Linked DNA regions of Homo sapiens: region 2 is linked to region 1. A link is an interaction called in ENCODE POLR2A ChIA-PET data of the cell type or tissue named here. Cell type or tissue: IMR-90. All regions are shown on one strand. Links, peaks and the distances in the headings refer to the core of each region. The heading gives the core; the rest is flanking DNA.

Region 1 (2,817 bases), core at 309-2,808:
TAGTACATTCTTATCAGGTTACATTTTTTCCACTATTTTTAACATCCAAGGGGGCTGCATTTCATCAGTAAAGAGTGATTTACCTTTGGGAGGCTGAGGCAGGTGGATCACGAGGTCAGGAGATCGAGACCATCCTGACTAACACGGTGAAACCCCGTCTCTACTAAAAATACAAAAAATTAGCTGGGCGTGGTGGTGGGCGTCTGTAGTCCCAGCTACTCAGGAAGCTGAGGCAGGAGAATGGTGTGAATCCGGGAGGTGGAGCTTGCAGTGAGCTGAGATCGCGTCACTGCACTCCAGCCTGGGCGACAGAGTGAGACTCCCTCTCAGAGGGAAAAAAAAAAAAAAAAAGTGATTTACATGAACCAATGTTCATGTAATCCCAGCAATGGGGGAGAATAGAGGGATAATACTACCGAATTGCCTGGAGAAAGAGATTAGAACAAATGGTGAAAGCTCAGTCGTTAGAAGAGCAACATCTGATTGGATTTCCATCACCATAGCACTCAGTGTGTAAATTTCTCTCTCTTAAAGAGCTAGATTGTGGTCATCTCTCATTCTAGTCTGCATTTTTTTAAAAAACAAACTTCTCCCTGAGAAAGAAAAAAATCATATTTTCTCTCATTTCTAAAAAAGATTGACAGCAGAAAACTATTGGCTTAAGAATCAATATAATTCGATAGCCAAATAAAATAGTTTAATTCTCTTCCAGGAAATTTTCAAAACATTTCATATATATCCCAGGTGGGTATTTTAGCTGACCCATGATCATAACAAATATGAAACATGAAATCTTCATTTTACAGTTTTATGACACAATGCAAAGGACAAGCTAAACTACATGTAAGACTCACCAAAGGCCGGGCGCGTGGCTCACACCTGTAATCCCAGCACTCTGGGAGGCCAAGATGGGCGGATCACAAGGTCAGGAGTTCAAGACCAGCCTGGCCAACATGGAGAAACCCCATCTCTACTAAAAATACACAAATTCTCTGGGCATGGTGGCGTGCACCTGTAATCCTAGCCAGTCGGGAGGCTGAGGCAGGAGAATTGCTTAACTGGGATCTGGGAGGCAGAAGTTGCAGTGAGGCAAGATTGTGCCACTACACTCCAGTCTGGGCTACAGAGCGAGACTCCATCTTAAAAAAAAAAAAAAAAAAAAAAAAAAAAAAGACTCACCTTCACCCTTGGGGTCTGAGAAAGCAAATTTCAGGAAACAAAACTTGTGTGCCACTGTGGTGGCCTGTCCCTAGACTATGACCCCAAAGCAGGTCTGAGAGGGCAGACACCTGGGCCTGACACCAGACCCCTGAGGGATCTGGTCTGCTTTGGTCCCACAGAGACTGGGTTCATTCCAGGACACCCCAGACCACAAAATCCTAGGCTTAGTATAGGCCATGTGGGGCCAGGTACTGGGCCCATAATAAGACTGGTGTTCCAAAATGCCAGCACATACTCTTGGGGACCAAATCACAGGGCTCCACTTCATGGCACTATGTGTGTGTAGTAGTTACATGCTTGCAACTAGCAAGAAGAAAAGGCCGTGTGCAAAATGACTCAGACCACAGAGGCCAGACTTATCTGGATTTGTTACTTGAAGAAAACTGGAAGCAAAGGCATTAAAGGAACTGTGCTACTCAAGGAAGGAGATGGCAGTGAGAGTGGTCATCATTCATTCCACGTGGAACAGTGGAGTCTGTAAGGCAAGTGAAATAGAGCTTTTTTCCAAACGTGACTCAGGATTACCAAGGAAAACGGTACCCAGTATCAATTCTCAAAGATACTCAATGGTGAACTATTGTCAACCTCATCGCCTGAATCCATATTTTTTGCTTTCCTCTGATGTTACTCACCATTGGGTCAGAATTATTACTGCCAACGTGCAGAGAGCGATTCGTCAAGTCAAATCCTCCAAAACTGCAGGTTCTCTGTGGAAAAGAGGGTAGGGCAGAAAAACTTCAGTTATGCTTAAGCCAGCCGGCAGTGCACCAACCCAGCAGTCCCCGTTTGCAGGACATCTCTGAATCACAAATACGTGGACAGGATGAAAGTAGAAAACGAGAAATGATGAGAAAAAAACACATGAGTCATGTCGTAAGGAAACTTCACTCATTTTTCCCTTTCACAGGCCACTGGAACTCTGCCTACCCCAGAGGTCTAGAATCCCCTTAACATGCAAAAACCAACCATTTTTTTTAAAAAGCCTAAAAAACAAAAGAAAAACCCTCCATGAGTCCAGTGCTGTGAGATTCCCTGTCTCCAGCACAGAACTTCCCCTAACATCAGCTACATTCAGTAGAGATAATGAAGGGATATGTGTTAGAGGATCCATGTACTCAGGCATCCTGAAAACCCAGGTTTGAAATCCCACGGCTCTGACACCAACAGCAAGCTTTTCAAACAGACTTTCATTTTGTTTAGCTTTAAATCGCTGAGAAGAGGGGGGGAGAAGGTTATGTTTACAGTTGTCCAATCAGGCCAAGAGAATTACTCACTCACCGCTTCCCCATCCTAGCCAAAAACGCTGGTAACTTTCCCATCGAACTGCCCAAGTTAATTCATGGTGACCCTTTTCTCTCAGTGAATGAAGATGCCACATTTGCCCAGAAAGAAAACGGTTGATTCAGTGACTGTGTTTGACCACACTTTTTAATTTCAGTAGGAACAATGCTGATGTTATAAAGAATGAAAACTTTATTATCCTTTTAGGTGGTTGCAAACTTCACGGAACTGCTTATATCTTAGTGATTTCTGTATTTGCAGAACTTGATTCAAATTCACTGTTGTTTTTCTAGTAAAAGCCACTGAGTGACCGCC
Region 2 (2,817 bases), core at 76-2,575, 390 kb after region 1:
CTTGAAGAATTATGAATCATGATAAAAGTAACCTGTAATGCCCCTAGAAATAGGGCTCTTGTTTAATCTCTGCTTAAACATTGACTAAAGACACAATGGCCACATCTAGCAATGTGATTCTGGAGACAGTGCTGCGGTCTGCAACGGGACATGAATGGCCAAGCCAAGCTTGCAAACATGGGATGCTGTGCGTGGGGACAGACCTATGGAGTCTTGCTCTGTTACTCAGGCTGGAGTGCAGTGGCATGATCTTGGCTCACTGCAACCTCCGCCTCCCATGGTCGAGCAATTCTCCTGCCTCAGCCTCCCGGGTGGCTGGGATTACATGTGCCTGCCACCACACCTGGCTGATTTTTGTATTTTTAGTAGAGACGGGGTTTCACTATGTTGGCCAGGCTGGTCTCGAACTCCTGACCTCAGGTGATCCACCTGCCTTGGCCTCCCAAAGTGCTGGGATTACAGGCATGAGCCACTGCACCTGGCCCAGATCATTTTTTAATGAAAGGGGAGTCTACCGTAAAAATTCAACACATGTCTTCAAAAGGGAAAAGGTTATCTTTCACAGAGGGTTTGAATGTAGTTATTAAAAGGTAACAAGCTTAGTACAACAGGAAATGAATTAGGGATGTTTTAGTCACACAAAGTAAATAATGATTCACGTTTACTAGGGAAGAAGCTGGAAACCTTTAGTATTTAAGACTGCAGGTGGGGTACTAAGTGCCTCATTACAATTATAAGTGGTTGATGCTGGGAAACCATCCTTCTAAAGAGGGTCAAGACCACTTTCTGCCTCTCTAGACACAGATAACCAAGAAGGTTGTAAAGACTGCTATTTGTAGAGAAATAGCAAAGCCAGCAATCTATTCTTACCAATGCTCTTTAAGAGCTCAGGTCTCCCATACTCAATCACCTAGTACATATTTCCACTGCATATGGTGACAGAATAATGTGTATAATATATGTAGCAGGGAGCCATGGACTGAATGTGTGTGTACCCCAAAAACTCATGTTGAAATTTAATCCCCAATGTGATAGTATTTGGAGGTGAGGCCTTTGAAAGGTGATTGGGTCACAAGGGCTCATGCATGGGATTAGTGTCTTATAAAAGAGACAAGGAATTGTCCTCTCCCTTCCACTATATGAGGATACAACAAGAAGGCGCCATCTCTGAACCAGGAAGCTGCACCAGACACTGATTCAGTTGGTGCCTGACCTTGGACTTCCCAGTCTCTAGAATTGTAAGAAATAAATTTCTGTTGTTTATATGCAGGCCAATCTATAGTATTTCTGTTATAGTAGCCCTAATGGACTAAGATACAGGATTTCCATTTGAACCAGAGTTGTGCTCAAACTAGTATTCCGAATACTGTGCAATGCTGGGAAAGGGTCCCCTTTTGAGAGTGACCAAGAGGTCCCCTGGACAAAAATATTGAAGGGAAAAGGAGATGCACAAGAAGAGGCCCTCGGTGAGGGACACCACTTCCGTGGATAGCAAGGTGCCTGTCACACCTGGTAAGATTTGCCTACGGTCCTAACTTTGTCTATGGTACTTACATGTTGTACAGCAAATTTGTCAATGGCAATCAATACAATGCTGTCACCTTCACATGCGATAGATAGTAGGGCTATGCAAAAACCTATATTTTGTTTTTCAAAAATTATCTTGCTTGAAAACTAGTGAAATCTACACGAGAAAAAATCCAAGAAATTTATTTATTAGAGCCACAAACCCAGAGGTTATTAATGAAACAAAAATGTTTTCTGCCCAGGCATTTCATACTGAAGCTGAAACAGCATGAAAATAAATGTAGGGTGTGGTGGCTCACACCTGTAATCCCAGCACTTTGGGAGGCTGAGGTGGGCGGATCACCTGAGGTCGGGAGTTCAAGACCAGCCTGGCCGACATGGAGAAATCCTGTCTCTACTAAAAATACAAAATTAGCTGGGCGTGGTGGCACATGTTTGTAATTCCAGCTACTCGGGAGGCTGAGGCAGGAGAATTGCTTGAACCTAGGAGGCAGAAGTTGCAGTAAGCCGAGATCGCGCCACTGCACTCCAGCCTGGGCAACAAGAGCAAAACTCCGTCTCCAAAAAAAAAAAAAAAAAGAATGTAGCATATTTAGAGCAGCAGATTTTTGTTTCTTTAAATGTTGTCCTCTTAAAGATATGAACATGTCCAGGCCAGTTATTCTCCCACAGACAGGATTTAGAGGGAGCTGTGTTTTCCATGGTGAAAATATCCAGATTCATCAAAAGAATAAAAAAAGCTCACAACTAGCTAAGCTCAAACCTTCAAGGGAATGACATGTGGAATTCCTCAAATGTTTACATTCAGAGTTCCAAAGATAGATATACTGTCTGCATAATTTGGTAAATACTTCTTTTGTAAAGTAAATATAATTTTTATTCTGAAAAACTTAATGACAGAGTTTTCCTCAAGGAAATTTTGGATTTAAAAATCCTTATTTAAGATAGCCAGTTTTATTTTTTCCTTTTTTTTTTTTCATAAAGTTGCAGGGCTGGGCGTGGTGAGTCACGCCTGTAATCCCAGTACTTTGGAAGGCTGAGGCTGGTGGATCACCTGAGGTCAGGAGTTCAAGACCAGCCTGGCCAACATGGTGAAACCCCATCTCTACTAAAAACACAAAAATTATCTGGGCATGGTGGCGCATGCCTGCAATCCCAGCTACTCGGGAGGCTGAGGCAGAAGGATTGCTTGAACCTGGGAGGCGGAGGTTGCAGTGAGCCAAGATCGCACCACTGCACTCCAGCCTGGGCGACAAAGAGAGAGTCCATCTCAAAAAAAAAAAGGTTGCA

What was found. Peaks named below come from ENCODE experiments on the same cell type or tissue, not always from the same donor. Only the 100,000 strongest peaks of a DNase experiment are listed, where the experiment ranks them.
Region 2: POLR2A ChIA-PET joins it to region 1 with 13 read pairs; 2 of 35 experiments call an interaction of 5 or more read pairs at or near these places.

The regions. Positions count from the first base shown.
Region 1 is chr6:148,524,402-148,527,218 of GRCh38, reverse strand. It overlaps SASH1 (SAM and SH3 domain containing 1), which reads right to left. Exons shown (of 20, transcript NM_015278.5): 11 at 1,854-1,928. Among named protein-coding and RNA genes, the nearest start is that of SASH1, 180 kb to the right of the region's middle. In IMR-90, for the core only: no CTCF peak of the experiment used is centred there; DNase peaks (open chromatin) are centred at 1,568, 2,058 and 2,448; H3K4me3 peaks cover 1,136 bases; H3K27ac peaks cover 2,073 bases.
Region 2 is chr6:148,131,212-148,134,028 of GRCh38, reverse strand. No RefSeq gene overlaps it. Among named protein-coding and RNA genes, the nearest start is that of SASH1, 210 kb to the left of the region's middle. In IMR-90, for the core only: no CTCF peak of the experiment used is centred there; no DNase peak of the experiment used is centred there.